Linked DNA regions of Homo sapiens: region 2 is linked to region 1. A link is an interaction called in ENCODE POLR2A ChIA-PET data of the cell type or tissue named here. Cell type or tissue: A673. All regions are shown on one strand.

Region 1 (8,000 bases):
TAAAAAAAAAAAAAAACCTAAAAATTGCTCTATTAAAACAAAGCATTCCTGTTAAAATTACTAAGAGAAGCCTCAAAGTAAAAATGCTTATTTTCTCAAATAATCTTCATCCTTCTTCATGCTTCTAATAAATTTTCTCCAAACCAAGAGGAGGTCTGTGATCTGAGCCTTCTCTCTTGTTCTTTTTATAACTTCTTATCTTTCAGCATCTTACCTGTGCTGCCTAAAAAAATGACTAATAAAGGTTTTGCTAAAATCTGTGGCAAAATTAATTAGAATTTAAATCTAATGATTCTTTTCATTATTGGGGAAACAGTATTGACTGTTGATGAGGAGTACAAATTCTAACATGAGAGTTCCAGAATTCAGACCTGGCCTTCTCATTATCAGCTATGCAACCTTTGAGCATATTACTTAACCTCTCTAAGTTTAAATCATTCATCAAATGAAGGATTAGCAGAGTATTTATCCTGTCAGTTCCCGTGAATATTAGATACTACAAATAAACTACTTAGTATACACACAGTACTGAGCACAGTGCTTGGCACATAGGTAGCATTCAATAAATTATCTGAACGTTATCATTGTATAGTAATGCCTCATATCTATCTAGCATCAGTCAGTAAATTAGGCAGCATCTGTATTCCTTTTCTTTTTTTAACCTTGCAGCTCCAGCTCAAAGCATCTATATTTCAAAAGGAATAAAAGAATTAATATAAATGTTACTGTTCAAGTTTAACAAAATCTCCACAAAGTTTAAGATTTCCTTTCAAATTACAGCTTTGGGACTTAAAGTCTTTTTTAAAAGTCCAGAGAAAGAAAATATAAAATCTTGTCTTTGTACTGTAGGATCCTGGACTTTTCTCTAAAGAATGACTACAGGCATTTCCTTTTTTTTTTTTTTTTTTTTTTTGAGACAGGATCTCCCTCTGTCACCCAGGCTGGAGTGCAGTGGTGTGATCTTGGTTCACTGCAACCTCAACCTCCCAGGTTCAAGCAATTCTCCTGCCTCAGCCTCCCAAGTAGCTGGGATTACAGGTGCCCACCGCCACGCCCAGCTAATTTTTGTATTTTTAGTAGAGATAGGGGTTCACCATGTTGGCCAGGCTGGTCTCGAACTCCTGACCTCAAGTAGGTCCACCCACCTTGGCTTCTCAAAGTGCTGGGATTATAGACATGAGCCACTGCACCTGGCCTTTTGTTTTTCTTTTCTTTTTTTTTTTTTTTAATGAGACAGGGTCTCACTCTGTCGCCCAGGCTGGGGTCTTGTCCAGCCTCAACCTCCCTGGCTCAAGCAATCCTCCCACCTCAGCCCCCAAGTAGCTGGGACTACAGGCATGTGCCACCACACCCAGCTAATTTTTGTATTTTTCGTAAAGACAGGGTTTCACCTTGTTGCCCAGGCTGGTCTTGAACTCCTGGACTCAAGCGATCCACATGCCTCAGTGTCCCAAAGTGCTAGGATTACAGGCATGAGCCATTGCGCCTAGCCATTCTTCAATGTAATATTCTTATTAGCCAACATTCATCAAATTTTTGCTAGGTACTAGGAATATGTTTTAACATGCGTTATATCATTTAATCATTTATTTGACATATTTATAAAGCACTTAAGTCAGTCTCTGGCACATAGCGAATGACGTATAAGTGTATAAATGTCTTATAAGTCAACACTGTTATCTAAATTTTTCACAAAAGAAACTAAAGCTTAGAGATTTTAACTATCCATAATGTTCATTAGTGGTACAGTCAATATTATTTTCAAGATTAAGAGAAGCTTGTGTGGAACCAGATAACCTAATTTGTTTAAATTAAAAAAAGAAAACTTTTTTGTCAATTTGAGATTTACAAAATGACTAAGATGGGTTGCATGCACAGAACCCTTAGGCTGCAGAGTTTCATCCTTCAGAGATGAAAATGAGAAAGTATTAAAAGAAATATTTTCATTGAGGAATCTTTAAAGGATTAGAAGTATCTATTTCTATTTAAGATGAGAGTTCTCCCTGGAGTTATCCATTCATTCAGTGAGTTTCTACCAAGCGCCTTCCTAAGAACTGTGCTAAGTACTACAGATTAAGTATTAATATGCTGTGAGTGCAGATAGAGAACAGAAACAGGCTGTTTGATTTCACCATGGTCAATGCTCTGATGTGCCAAACACAGGAGGTTGTGGGAACATATAGACAGTGACCAAACTTTTAATGAATACAGGAAGATTTTCTGGAAAAGATGACATGTAGTAGACAGCTGACAGACGAGTTTACCAGGTTCAGAACTTAAGTGATAATAATCTTTTTATCATAAAATTTTAAGTGTGGTAGAGAATAAAAGTTTTGAATTAAATGTTGAATGAAATGTGTTATGAATAGAAGATGATGAAATGTGTCTTTGTTAACTAAGAAGAGATTGAGTAGTGAGCTTCAGATCAGAGGAATTACTTTAACCAGACAATGGGTAGGTATTTCCAGGCACAGAAAAGCCCATCTAGAATGTACAGGTCTAAAAAAATATCAGAAACCTGAGAAATACGAGGAGAAACAGGATGCTCGATGGCAAAAGAGGAACCTAACACACACATCTCTGAGACTTGAGAGGAAAAGCAACAGGATTCATACTATGTATTGGGATTAAAATTCTTCAGAAGGAAAACCAAAGCAGTAATACTTTTTAAGAAGCCTTATCATATTAGAATAATTTAGAATTTTTATAGGTAGAAACTTGGCCGGGCATAGTAGCTTATGCCTTTAATTTCTGCACTTTGGGAGATGGGTGGATCGCTTGAGCTCAGGAGTTTGAGATCAGCCTAGGCAACATAGCAAAACCCCATCTCAAAAAAAAAAAAAAAAAAAAAAACAACTAGGTAATATTTTATCAGGACAGTTTGTAAATAATGCTTTAATCTGCTCAAATCTTTATAAACCATCTTAGCTGGTGGCTTACACCTGTAATCCCAGCATTCTGGGAGGCTGAGGTGGGCTGCTCACTTGAGGTCAGGAGTTCCATTTCAGCCTGGCCAACATGGTGAAACCCATCTCTACTAAAAATACAAAAATTAGCTGGACATGATGGCAGATGCCTGTAATCCCAGCTACTTGGGAGGCTGAGGCAGGAGAATCACTTGAACTTAGGAGGCGGAGGTTGAAGTGAGCCAAGATCGTGCCACTGTACTACAGCCTGCGACAGAGTGAGACGCTGTCTCAAAAAATATATATATATTTATAAACCATTTTCATAAGTTCTGAAAGAAAAACAGTTCGTAGCCCCTGGAAAACTTAAGTTTTACAGAGATAATTTATATACATGACAAATTACGTAACCTGCTAATGCAGTATAGTGTATAATTAAGTCCTAAGTGAGTATGAATGACTGTATTTCCTCTAGAAATTAAAAGAGAAGCCTGGGCGTGGTGGCTCATGCCTATAATCTCAGCACTTTGAGAGGCCGAGGTGGGCGGATCACCTGAGGTCAGGAGTTCGAGACCAGACTGGCCAACATAATGATACCCCGTCTCTCCTAAAAATATAAAAATGAGCTGGGCGTGGTGGCGGGCACCTGTAATCCCAGCTACTCGAGACACTGAGTCAGGAGAATCGCTTGAACCTGGGAGGCGGAGGTTGCAGTGAGCCGAGATCACGCCACTGCACTCCAGCCCGGGCGACAGAGTGAGACTCCGTCTTGAAAAAAAAGTTTAAACAAAGAATGGTAAGTGGGGGGTTGGGTAGGGGTAATCAGGGAAGGCTTCCCTGAAGTACAGAGGCATGAAAATGGTGAACCTTTCAACCCATCTCCACATGTATAACCTGGCAAGAAGTTACTGACCAGTGTCTAGTTGTGCAAGGGGATTTGCTTATTTCTCCACAAAAGCCAGTCAGACTTTAATTGCTACTGCCTGGGACCCCTACGAGGCCCAGGAAATAGGCCCTTTATTGCTTGAACAAAGAAAAGAGGAGAGGTCTCTGGCTGGCTGCAATCTTCCCCTTCTAGGATGAATGAATCTTTAGAGATGGAGGGACTTAAAGAGATGATGATGTGATGATAGCTAACATTCAGTGGTTACATACATTACCTCATTTAGTCCCTACAACTTCGTGAGGTTAGGTAATGCATCCCCATTGTATGTATGAGAAAACTCAACTTTGGAAGTTTAATGACTTACACAAAGTCATGTAAGTAAGTGGTGGAACTGAGATTTAAAGTGGGCAGTCTGACTGCAGAGCCACACTCTTCACAAGTCTATGCTATGACTGCTACCAGAGTTCACTCCACCCACGACATTGTGTGACCTTAACTGGAATTTTACAGATGAGAGTCTGGATAACACATGGCTAAACAGGACTGACACCATGATTCAGACTCCTGGCCCCCTGCCAGCACCACAACTCACATCCACTGTACTGCGGGAGAACAGTCGGCCCATGGGAGACCAGATTCAAGAACCTGAGTCTGAACATGGTTCTGAACCAGACTTTTTACACAAGTAAGTAGCAAAAATTTGTCTTTTTCACAAAAAGCCTTTAAAGAAAGTAAAACTATTTAAGAAAAACTTTATTTGTTCATCAGAACATATTGCTGGTCAGTTCATGATAAGCCACAAACGGAGGGTAAACACTTCATGTGAGAAGAGCTATAAAAAGTCTGTAAACATTGTTGAAGATACCAGTTCCTGGAAGTTTACAGACCTTTAAATGTACGGTGTCTCACCAGGTGCTAATTTCAGTTGGCATGTGCATTTTCATTGGGCAGGTCTGTTTCTTCTCAGGGACTTACCAAGAAATGCAGGTTACTTCCTAGGCAAGAAAACCTGTAAGAGCCTATATTAAGTTGTCAGTAGTCTGGACACCAAATAAATAGACTGTATTTAGCTTTATCATCCATTTAATTAATATTTTGTCTTGTTACATTTTAAACTCAAACTTCTCATGGATTAAGAATTTTTAAGATCTTACTTGATAAATTCTGAGAATAGTTGCCCTCAAAGAGAAAATCAAGGTCTTACCTTTCCTCCATGCTAGTAATTAAAATGTTTTCTAGTACACAGACCTCTGAAAATTGTAGAGAAGGCAGAGGGTGATGGCGTGTTTTGCTTATAAAAATCTTATTGTTGTTTTCCATCCAACTTTGAAATTCTTTGAGCTCCTCACTTGTGTTTCTGTGTATAGTTGGGTAATGCTGTGAATTACTCTGATGGATAAGAGGGAGAACTCTCATTTGAACTCAACAAATTTAGTTAGGTTGAAAATAGAGACAGTGTTAGAAGTATCAAATCCTGGGTTTTCATGATCCCTTTGCTCTAAGGGATCAGCCTTCAAACCCAAGAGGATACTCACTGTCACCCATGGTATAACTGGGCATTCTTGTGCTGCCAAGTATCCTAGAAGGTGGTTTGCCTTATGGCAAGCATCCGAAGATGGGTGACCTAACCAATATCCCCACCCCTCTTCCTACAGGGTGGGTTTCTCCTTGTTTTAGCAGCCTGCCTTGCCCCTCTGACCCTACCATTTGTCATTCCCTGTGGCCATGGTCTGCCTTCTTTTCCCTGCTCCAGGTTTATAGGTTTAATCAAGGTGGTGGCCCCACATGATATAAAGACAGCTACTTAGAGACAACTTCATGTGACAGTTTGTATTGGCTAAAAAACCACTAAAGTTTACATCCTATAAATGTATGGGTATGGTGGCACACGCCTGTGATCCCAACTATTCAGGAGGCTAAGGAATGAGAATTGCTTGAACTCGGGAGGCAGAGGTTGCAGTGAGCCAAAATCGCGCCACTGCACTCCAGCCTGGGTGACACAGACTCTGTCTCAACACCACCACCACAAAATTAGCCAGGTGTGGTGGCGCATGCCTGTGATCCCAGCTACTCGGAAGGCTGAGGTGAGAGCAGCACTGGAGCCTGGGAGGCAGAGGTTGTAGTGAGCTGAGATCATGCCACTGCACTCCAGCCTGGGTGACAAGAGTGAGAACCTGTCTTAAAAAAAAAAAATTCCTGGCTGGGCGCGGTGGCTCATGCCTGTAATCCCAGCACTTTGGGAGGCCGAGGCAAGTGGATCACAAGGTCAGGAGATCGAGACCATCCTAACTAACATGGTGAAACCCCATGTCTACTAAAAATACAAAAAATTAGCTGGGTGTGGTGGTGCACGCCTGTAGTCCCAGCTACTCGGGAGGCTGAGACAGAAGAATCCCTTGAACCAGGGAGGCGGAGGTTGCAGTGAGCCAAGATTGTGCCACTGCACTCCAGCCTGGATGACAGAGCAAGACTCCATCTCAAAAAAAAAAAAAAATTCCTTAGAGGCATGTTTACACACACTTCCATGTGCCAATAAGTTTAGAGTACAAGTGCAGATTTGACTCCATAAAGACTGAGGAAAAGATGCTATATTCTTCCTTGTTGAATTCTGGAGAACTTTCAGCTGCCAAGCCAACATAATTTCTGTTAGTTGGGGATCTGCTGTCCAGCTAGGTACACCTGTGAGTGCGGCACCAGCCCAAAACAGAGGTCTGAGAACCCTTGTTTGGCAGAGATTTGGTTGATAGTTTAAGCATCTAACAATTAGCCTCAGCCAGCTTCTCTTGGAGACTTACAGATATCTTTGGGCAACTTATTGCCTTTTTTATAAAAAGGCACCAGAATAAATCCAGCTAATTCCTCCAACATGGGATTAAGTAAACCTACCTTGGCTTTCTTAGCTTGGGGCTCATTAGCTAAATTCATCATCTGCTGCTACAAAATTAATAATAGTACCCTCTCTTAGTCCTCAGATGCAGATCTCTTGGTTAGGCCAGCCGAAGTTAGAAGACTTAAATCGGAAGGACAGAACAGGAATGAACTACATGAAAGTGAGAACTGGAGTGAGGCATGCTGTGTAAGTGTTACATGGAGTATCACAAGAACATAACAACTATGTGATGCCCATCATTTTGTGAAATGACTTGGGTTTCTTTGATGTTTGGTCTTAGGAGTTAAAATTATAATTCGTGATATGCTATGCAGCATAGGAAAGGAGGGTGTGAGTTCTTAACACTTTCAGCATTTAAATCCTAGCTCTGCCACTTGGCAGCTGCATGGCCTTGGACAAGCTCTAAAACATCTGTGCTGGCTAGGCGCGGTGGCTCCGCCTGTAATCCCAGCACTTTGGGAGGCCGAGGCGGGCGGATCACTTGAGGTCAGGAGTTCAAGACCAGCCTGGCCAACATCGTGAAACCCCGTCTCTACTAAAAATACAAAAAATTAGCCGGGCATGGTGGTGGGCGCCTATAATCCCAGCTACTCAGGAGGGTGAGGCAGGAGAATCGCTTAAATCCAGGAGGCGGAGGTTGTAGTGAGTCAAGATCACGCCACTGCACTCCAGCCTGAGCGACAGAGCAAGACGCCGTCTCAAAAAAATCTGTGCTTCAGGTTCCTCATTTGTAAAATTGGGATAATACTACCAATAAGATTTTTAGGGTAATTGACACATAAATAAATGTTAACAACCGTTATTATTGAATTGTACTTCCTTTTGATATGTGAGATGAAATCTTGAATGAACCAAAGGAATGATTCTTAATTGTCTTGGAATTCAGTCTAATTTGTGTAGTCTGTAGGTCATGATTAGAAGGTATACTTCACTTGGTTAGAATAACTTTAATCTGAGAAACAGCCAGGACTCCAAATGGTGGAGTCTGATGAGCTTTCTGACAATACCTTTTTCTTACCAGTCGGGGTCTAATGGAGGAAGATGCTGAGCCCATCTTTGAAGATGTGATGATGTCATCCCGAAGCCAGTTAGAAGATATGAATGAAGAATTTGAGGACACCATGGTTATTGATCTGGTAGAGAAATTCACTATATTTTTCTTTTGTTAAAATATGTGGGGGCATTGGTGTAAGATGATCCTCTTAGGCCGGGCATGGTGGCTCACACCTGTAATCCCAGCACTTTGGGAGGCTGAGGTGGGTGGATCACCTGAGGTCGGGAGTTCGAAACCAGCCTGACCAATATGGAGAAACCCCGT
Region 2 (8,000 bases), 53 kb before region 1:
TAATAGAATTCCCAAACTTAAGCAATCTGATATCAAGTGTTGGTAGAAATGTGAAGACCCAGCAACTGTCAATGACTAGTAGATACAAACACTTTGAATAACAGTTTCAGAATATCTAATAACATTGTACATACACATACTGTATGATCCAGAAGTCCTATTCTTAGAGCATCAGGAATAGGATTTTGTCCCTATTTTCCAGAGAGACAAATATCAGAATTAAGGAAAGTAAAATTGATTAAGGATTACAACGTAAAAGAGAACTCCAATTTGGATAGGTTTTTTACCACATTTTTGTTTGAATACTTGATGTATCTTACTGCAATAAAACATACCTAATAATATTGATATTCTCAAAATGTGGCCTGGGAACCCATGGGCGGTTTCCAGGAGAGGTCCATGAAGTCAAAACTATTTTTACAATAAGATCAAGATGTTATTTCCTTTTTACACTCTCATTCTCTTGCAAGTGTACAGGTGGGGTATTGGTGTCATAGCAAGGAATATTCATGTTGTCTACAGAGGTTATTAAACTATACCTTCTTTTCCCAAACTACTTTGTGAGACTGGATTTTTTCATATATTTCAATGAAAACAATGTATTGTAACAATGCAAAGCAGATAGGAAAATTCAGTTGTTTTCTATTAAGACAGACATTAAAGAGATTTGCAAAAATGTAAAACAGTGCTACTCTTAATAAATATTCTTTCCTTTAGAAAATTTATTTTGAGGCCAGGCACGGTGGCTCACACCTGTAATCCCAACCCTTTGGGAGGCTGAGGCGGGCGGATCATGAGGTCAACAGTTCAAGACCAGCGTGGCCAACATGGTGAAGCCCTGTCTCTACTAAAAATACAAAAATTAGCCAGGCGTGGTGGCAGGCGCCTGTAATCCCAGCTACTTGGGAAACTGAGCCAGGAGAATCACTTGAACCCGGGAGGCGGAGGTTGCAGTGAGCCGAGACAGTGCCATTGCACTCCCGCCTGGGCAACAAAGCGAGACTTCGTCTCAAAAAAAAAAAAAAGAAAGAAAATTTATGTTGCGGCCGGGCGTGGTGGCTCACGCCTATGGTCCTAGCACTTTGGGAGGCAGAGGTGGGCAGATTGCCTGATCTCAGAAGTTCGAGACCAGCCTGGGCAACATGGCAAAACCCCGTCTCTACTAAAATACAAAAAAATTAGTCAGGCGTGTGCCTGTAGTTCCAGCTACTCAGGAGGCTGAGGTAGGAGAATTGTTTGAACCCGGTAGGTGGAGTTTGCAGTGAGCCGAGATCACGCCACTGCACTGCAGCCTGGGCAACAGAGCAAGACTCTGTCTCAAAAAAAAAAGAAAATTTTTGATAATTGGTTACCGTGGCTCAGACCTGTGATCCTAGCAGTATGGGACACCAAGGCAGGTGGATTGCTTGAGTCCAGGAGTTTGAGACCAGCCTGCGCATCATGGTGAAACCCCGCCTCTACTCAAAATACAAAAATTAACCAGATGTGGTGGTGCATACCTGTAGTCCCAGCTATTTGGGAGGCTGAGGCGAGAGGACCACCTGAGCCAGGGAGGCTGAGGCTGCAGTGAGCCGTGATCACACCACTGCACTCCAGCCTGAGTGACAAAGTGAGACCCTGTCTCAAAAAAAAAAGAAAGTTTGTTTCTTTTCAGAAAGTTTTATTATTTGTTATGTAATAAATTTTTAAGTGAATTAATAAGTATTTTATAAACATTTCTTAGTTTTAGTTTCTAATATGATAGTATTGAGAGATATAACACACATAAGGAAAAACTCTTTGGGACTCTTAGTAACTTTTAAGAGTATAAAGAGATCCTGAGAACTAAAAACTCTGAAAACCTCTGCCCTAGAAAAATGCATGCAGAGTGCACCAAGACACATATATAAGCATGTTAATCGCAATATGATCCACAATGGCCTAAAACTCAAAGCAGTGTAAAAGTTTATCAATGATAGACGAATAGGGAGTATTCTAAATATTACACGGAACTAAAAACTAATGAACTCTAGGTACATGCAACATCAATAAATCTGAAACATAAATGTTAAATGAAAAAAGTCAGACTCAATACATATGGTATGATTACGTTTATGTACTGTTCAACGATATGCGTAAAAAACTAGGAATGCAGACTTAGGTAATTAAAATATACCAATTCCCAAATAATCCATAATAACTGTTGCCCTTGGGAGAAGAAAGATAATTATATTGGGAGGAGGTGCTGGCAATGTTTTATTTCTTGATGTGGGTGGTGGTTACACAGGTATTTTTGCTTTATATTCATTAAGCTTTATACTCATAAATGTATATTTGATATGACTGTTTTCACATTAAAATACTTTAAAAGAAGTAGAAATTTTCTTATAAAATGTGGGTAAATATTTTAGATTCAGTTATTTCAACTATAAAATTTGGATAAAAATAATTTCATCAGTCTCCTTTTAAAAATTTGACTAAGTAAAATATTCATGACACTACATTTTTGTTTAAACATAGTGCTATTTCAATCTGTATTTATTCCCATATGTTGTGTCTTTATTCTCCAGATTGATACATTGGTTTGTCCTTTTTAACCAAGTATTTTATACATTCTCATTAATTATACAAAAATTTGGACTTGAAGCTATACTATAAAATAACAACTGTGATAAATATTATCTTAGCACGGTGCAAACAGATGATCTCATTTTTTTGAATTTTTCATTAAAAAAATTTTTTTTCATTTGATACAGATAGTCGTGCAAGCACTGCAGTGTTCCCATTATTCGATTCTTTGGCAGTTGGTGAAAATTACTGATGGCTCTCCTTCCAAAGTAAGTAAGAGTTTCTGTAGGCAGAAGGGTTATTACTGAAATAATAACCTTGCTTAACTATTTAATAATTTACTATTATCAGTTATTGTATAATATAAATTATTGTAATATTTAATAAAATATATGACTATTACCAGTTCTTGGTTTATCTTATGAGTAAGTATACATTTACCTCTTTGGGAAGAGCCAAAATCTTCAAGCAAAAGACACATAGTTATGTGTGTGTATATATATGTACACACACACACGGATTAAAACTTCTTATATAAAATCACTGTAGTAGACACAAGAGCTCTGATAGGTAACATGCTATTAAAAAGAATAACATTGAGGCCGTGCACGGTGGCTTACGCCTATAATCCCAGCACTTTGGGAGGCCGAGGTAGGCAGATCACTTGAGGTCAGGAGTTCAAGACCAGCCTGGCCAATATGGTGAAACTCCATCTCTACTAAGAATACAAAAATTAGCTGGGCATGGTGATGCACACCTGTAGTCCCAGCTACTTGGGAGGCTGAAGCAGGAGAATCACTTGAACCCGGGAGGTAGAGGTTGCAGTGAGCTCAGATCACGCCACTGCTCTCCAGCCTGAGCGACAGAGTGAGACTCTTGTCTGAAAAAAAAAAAAATACAAAAATTAGCCGGGTGTGGTGTTGGGTGCCTGTAATCCCAGCTACTGAGGAGGCTGAGGCAGGAGAATCGCTTGAACCCAGGAGGCAGAGGTTGCAGTGAGCCAAGATCGCGCCATTGTACTCCAGCCTGGGCAACAAGAGCAAAACTCCATCTCAAAAAAAAGAATAACATCATTGAAAGATAGTAGTATGATACCTAGAGACACAAAGTGAACAACCCTCTTGAAGTTAAAAACAACTTAAAATGTTGGGTAAATTTTTTTTTTTTGAATTTTAATGTATCCATGACCATGCAAAACAAAGAAAAATGTGGGCTAGGGATTAAATGAAAAAAAGTAAGATCAAGAAAGCCAAAAAGAGCACTGAAGCCTGCTTTACCTTGAGGATGTTTCTCAAGGTCCATCCAGGATAGAATGTCTCATAGGTGGCCACATCTCCCAGATAATTTTGGGATCCTAATGACCTGCTCTTACCACAGGGGTGAACTAGAAATAAACGCACTCCAGTTTCCTTCAGGGGCTGGGGGATTATAAGGAAAAGAGTCTGTCTTAAAATTTGTCATTGATTAAAATGGGGAAAAATAAATCTCCCATGAAAGTTTATGACTTAGCTTTTGCATAGGTTTTCACCTGAATTCATACTATTTTGATGGTAAAAAAAAAAGAAAGAAAAAAAGTTGAGATTTTGATTAAGTGTTCTATAATGGTGGTAATCCCCAACCACCTAACAGAATCAAATCTAAATATCTTCTGAAGGAACTTGCCTTAAAGAATTTTCCACAAGTAAAACCTTAAGCAAAATGAGCTCACAGCAAAAATATCACTCATGAAAACAACCATGAAGAGAATCAGACAAAAAATACTTCACATTGGAATTATCTGACACAAATATAAATGTTTCAGTTATTTCATGTAATGAGAGGCCTGAACATGACTAAGAAGTAAACATTTGATAAAGAACCAAATAAAGATATTAGTATGTTTGTGTATCTCCTCTTAACAAAACAAGCTGTTTAACCAGTAAAGATGAGTAATGCATTTGCATATAGAACAAACAGCTTGATATGGAGTGTTATTTTTTCAGAGTAAGAATTTTTTTTCCTTTCTGAGTAACAATTTGAGGATCTCTGCATTTAGAAAGTAGTAGGATTTTTAAATTCTTTTTCATTAGAAGAATGGTAATATATTGGTTAGCCTCTTGGTTTTTCTCTTTTATTAATAATTTCAGTCTTGAAAAACAAAAATAACAGTTAACCTTTTATTAGTAATGAAAGCCACTTTAAAACTGTGTTACAGCCTGGTGCGGTGGCTCGCGCCTGTAATCCCAGCACTTTGGGAGGCCGAGGCGGGCAGATCACAAGGTCAAGAGTTCGAGACCAGCCTGGCCAATATGGTGAAACCCTGTCTCTACTAAAAATACAAAAATTAGCTGGGTGTGGTGGCAGGCGCCTGTAGTCCCAGCTGCTTGGGAGGCTGAGGCAGAAGAATCGCTTGAACTCGGGAGGCGGAGGTTGCAGTGAGCCAAGATCATGCCACTGCACTCCAGCCTGGGCGATAGAGCGAGACTGTCTCCAAAAAAAAAAAAAAAAAAAAAAAAAAGGCCAGGCGCGGTGGCTCACGCCTGTAATCCCAACACTTTGGGAGGCCGAGGTGGGCGGATCACAAGGTCAGGAGATCGAGACCATCCTGGCTAACACAGTAGTGAAACCCTGTCAATACTAAAAATACAAAAAAATTAGCCGGGCGTGGTGGCAGGCGCCTGTAGTCCCAGCTACTCAGGAGGCTGAGGCAGGAGAATGGCCGGAGCCCAGGAAGTGGAGCTTGAAGTGAGCGGAGAGATCGCGTGGCTGCACCCCCGCCTGGGCGACAGAGCGAGACTCTGTCTCAAAAAAAAAAAAAAAAAAAAAAAACTGTGTTACACTGGGCCTGGCGGCTCACGCCTGTAATCGTAGCACTTTGGGAGACCAAGGTGGGCGGATCACCTGAGGTCAGGAATTCCAGAACAGCCTGGCTAACGTGATGAAACCCTGTCTCTACTAAAAATACAAAGTTAGCTGGGCATCATGGCGCACATCTGTAATTCCAGTTACTTGGAGGCTGAAGTACGAGAATCGCTTGAACCTGGGAGCTAGAGGTTGCAGTGAGCCAAGATCTTGCCACTGCATTCCAGCCTGGGTGACAGAGCGAGCCTCTTGTCTTTTTTTGAAATGTTATTTAATATAGTAAAGTCAAAGGAGATTGAATTTATATATTAAAATTTGATAGGAAGGGTTTAATGATTTTACACAATTGCTTTTATTCTCACCCTTCTGATTGAGTTTTAGATAGTTTTTCCCACAGACGTCATTTTTGTTGAGTTACTTGCATTTTGGCTAAATATTGATTATTGCATTTAGCAAATTTAGAATATGTTATTCCGTAAAAATTCAGCATAATTGATAGTTAATTCCTCCTTGTAAATCTATTAATAATTTAAATTTTGTCTTTTTTTTAATTGAGATGGAGTCTCACTCTGTCACCTAGGCTGGAGGAGTGCAGTGGTGCAATCTTGACTCACTGCAACCTCTACCTCCCGGGTTCAAGTGATTCTCCTGCCTCAGCCTCCAGGGTAGCTGGGATTACAGGCGCATGCCACCATGCCCGGGTTTTTTGTATTTTTAGTAGAGACTGGGTTTCACCACGTTGGCCAGGCTGGTCTTGGACTCCTGACCTCAAGTGATCCACCCACCTCAGCCTCCCAAAGTATTGGGATTACAGGTGTGTGCCACTGTGCCCAGCCTAAATTTTGTCTTTTTACAACTATATTCCATAATTGGAATGAGAATCTCTATTCTTCAATCGACTTCTTTGAATATTTTCTATTTTTTAATCTTTTTACAGCAGAATTATTTTGAAATTCCTTGCCTTTTTTGTCTGACACATTCTCCTAATAAAAGATAGTTTTATTTTTGTATTAGTCATATTACATATTTCATTGGCAATGCAGATTTTGTTACCAGAACTGATTTTGTTTTGTTTTATTTTTGAGACAGGGTCTCACCCTGGTTGCCCACTGTCACGGCTCACTGTGGCCTCAACCTCCTGGGCTCAGGTGATCCTCCCACCTCAGCCCCTGAAGTAGCTGGGACTACAAGTGTGTGCCACCACGCCTAGCTACATTTTTTTTTTTTTTTTTTTTTTTGAGACAGAGTCTCGCTAGAGTGCAGTGGCATGATCTTGGCTCACTGCAGTCTCCGCCTCCCAGGTTCAAGCGATTCTCCTGCCTCAGCATCCCAAGTAGCTGGGATTACTGGTGCCTACCACCATGCCTGGCTAATTTTTGTATGTTTAGTAGAGACGGGGTTTCACCGTGTTGGCCAGGCTGGTCTCGAACTCCCAACCTCAGGTGATCTGCCTGTCTTCGCCTCCCAAATTGCTGGGATTGCCTGTCTTCGCCTCCCAAATTGCTGGGATTACAGGTGTGAGCCACCACACCCAGCCACGCCTGGCTACTTTTTTATATTTTTTGTAGAGATGGGGTTTCACCATATTACCCAGGCTAGTCTCAAACTCCTAGACTCAAGCAGTCCACCCGCCTCAGCCTCCCAAAGTGCTGGGATTACAGGTGTGACCCACTGATTTTCTTTATGCCAGAAAGAATGCTGCAGCATCTTTTATGTGTTTTATTCAGTTAATTACAATTTATAGTTTTATGTGCATTTATAGCATATGTGGAATTTTTCTTACTTAGGTATTTGTCTCTCAAGTTATTTCTTCTCATTTTGAAGTTGTTGGTAGTTTCTTTAAAAGTCCAGGGTATATTCAGTAGTCATCGTACATCAGTTCTGTCTATAATTTTAAAATGGTTCTCTAAGTGATAATCTTCAAAAGCATGAATTTTTAAGACACATGCAAACTTTAAAAATTCATGTTTCAGCTGGGTGCAGTGGCTCATGCCTGTAATTCCAGCACTTTGGGAAGCCAAGGCAGGCGGATCACGAGGTCAAGAGATAGAGATTATCCTAACCAACATGGCGAAACCCCGTCTCTACTAAAAATACAAAAATTTGCTGGGCGTGGTGGCATGGGCATGTCCCTGTAGTCCCAGCTACTCAGAAGGCTGAGGCAGGAGAATCGATTGAACCCAGGAGGCGGAGGTTGCAGTGAGCCAAGATTGCATCACTGCACTCCAACCTGGCAACAGAGCGAGACTCCGTCTCAAAAAAAAGAAAAATCCATGTTTCAGGCTGGACACAGTGGTTCATGCCTGTAATCCTAGCACTTTGGGAGGCCAAGGTGGGCAGATCACTTGAGGTCAGGAGTTGGAGACCAGCCTGACCAACATGGTGAAACCCTGTCTCTACTAAAAATACAAAAATTAGCCAAGTGTAGTGACACATGCCTGTAGTCCTAGCTACTCGGGAGTCTGAGGCAGGAGAATCGCCTGAACCCACAGCAGGTAGAGATTGCAGTGACCTAAGATTACACCAGTGCACTCCAGCCTAGGCAACAGAGTGAGACTCTGTCTCAAAAAAAAAAAAAAAAAAAAAGATGAAGCGTAGGAAGGGACTTTGTT

Evidence for each region. ChIA-PET counts read pairs that join two places held together with the same protein. Peaks named below come from ENCODE experiments on the same cell type or tissue, not always from the same donor. Only the 100,000 strongest peaks of a DNase experiment are listed, where the experiment ranks them.
Region 2: POLR2A ChIA-PET joins it to region 1 with 17 read pairs; 6 of 35 experiments call an interaction of 5 or more read pairs at or near these places.

What each region holds. Positions count from the first base shown.
Region 1 is chr3:136,340,309-136,348,308 of GRCh38, reverse strand. STAG1 (STAG1 cohesin complex component) reads left to right here. Exons shown (of 34, transcript NM_005862.3): 30 at 4,303-4,477; 31 at 6,758-6,868; 32 at 7,704-7,818. Among named protein-coding and RNA genes, the nearest start is that of PCCB, 94 kb to the right of the region's middle. In A673, no CTCF peak of the experiment used is centred here; a DNase peak (open chromatin) is centred at 4,358.
Region 2 is chr3:136,393,565-136,401,564 of GRCh38, reverse strand. It overlaps STAG1 (STAG1 cohesin complex component), which reads left to right. Exons shown (of 34, transcript NM_005862.3): 22 at 2,736-2,816. Among named protein-coding and RNA genes, the nearest start is that of PCCB, 150 kb to the right of the region's middle. In A673, no CTCF peak of the experiment used is centred here; no DNase peak of the experiment used is centred here.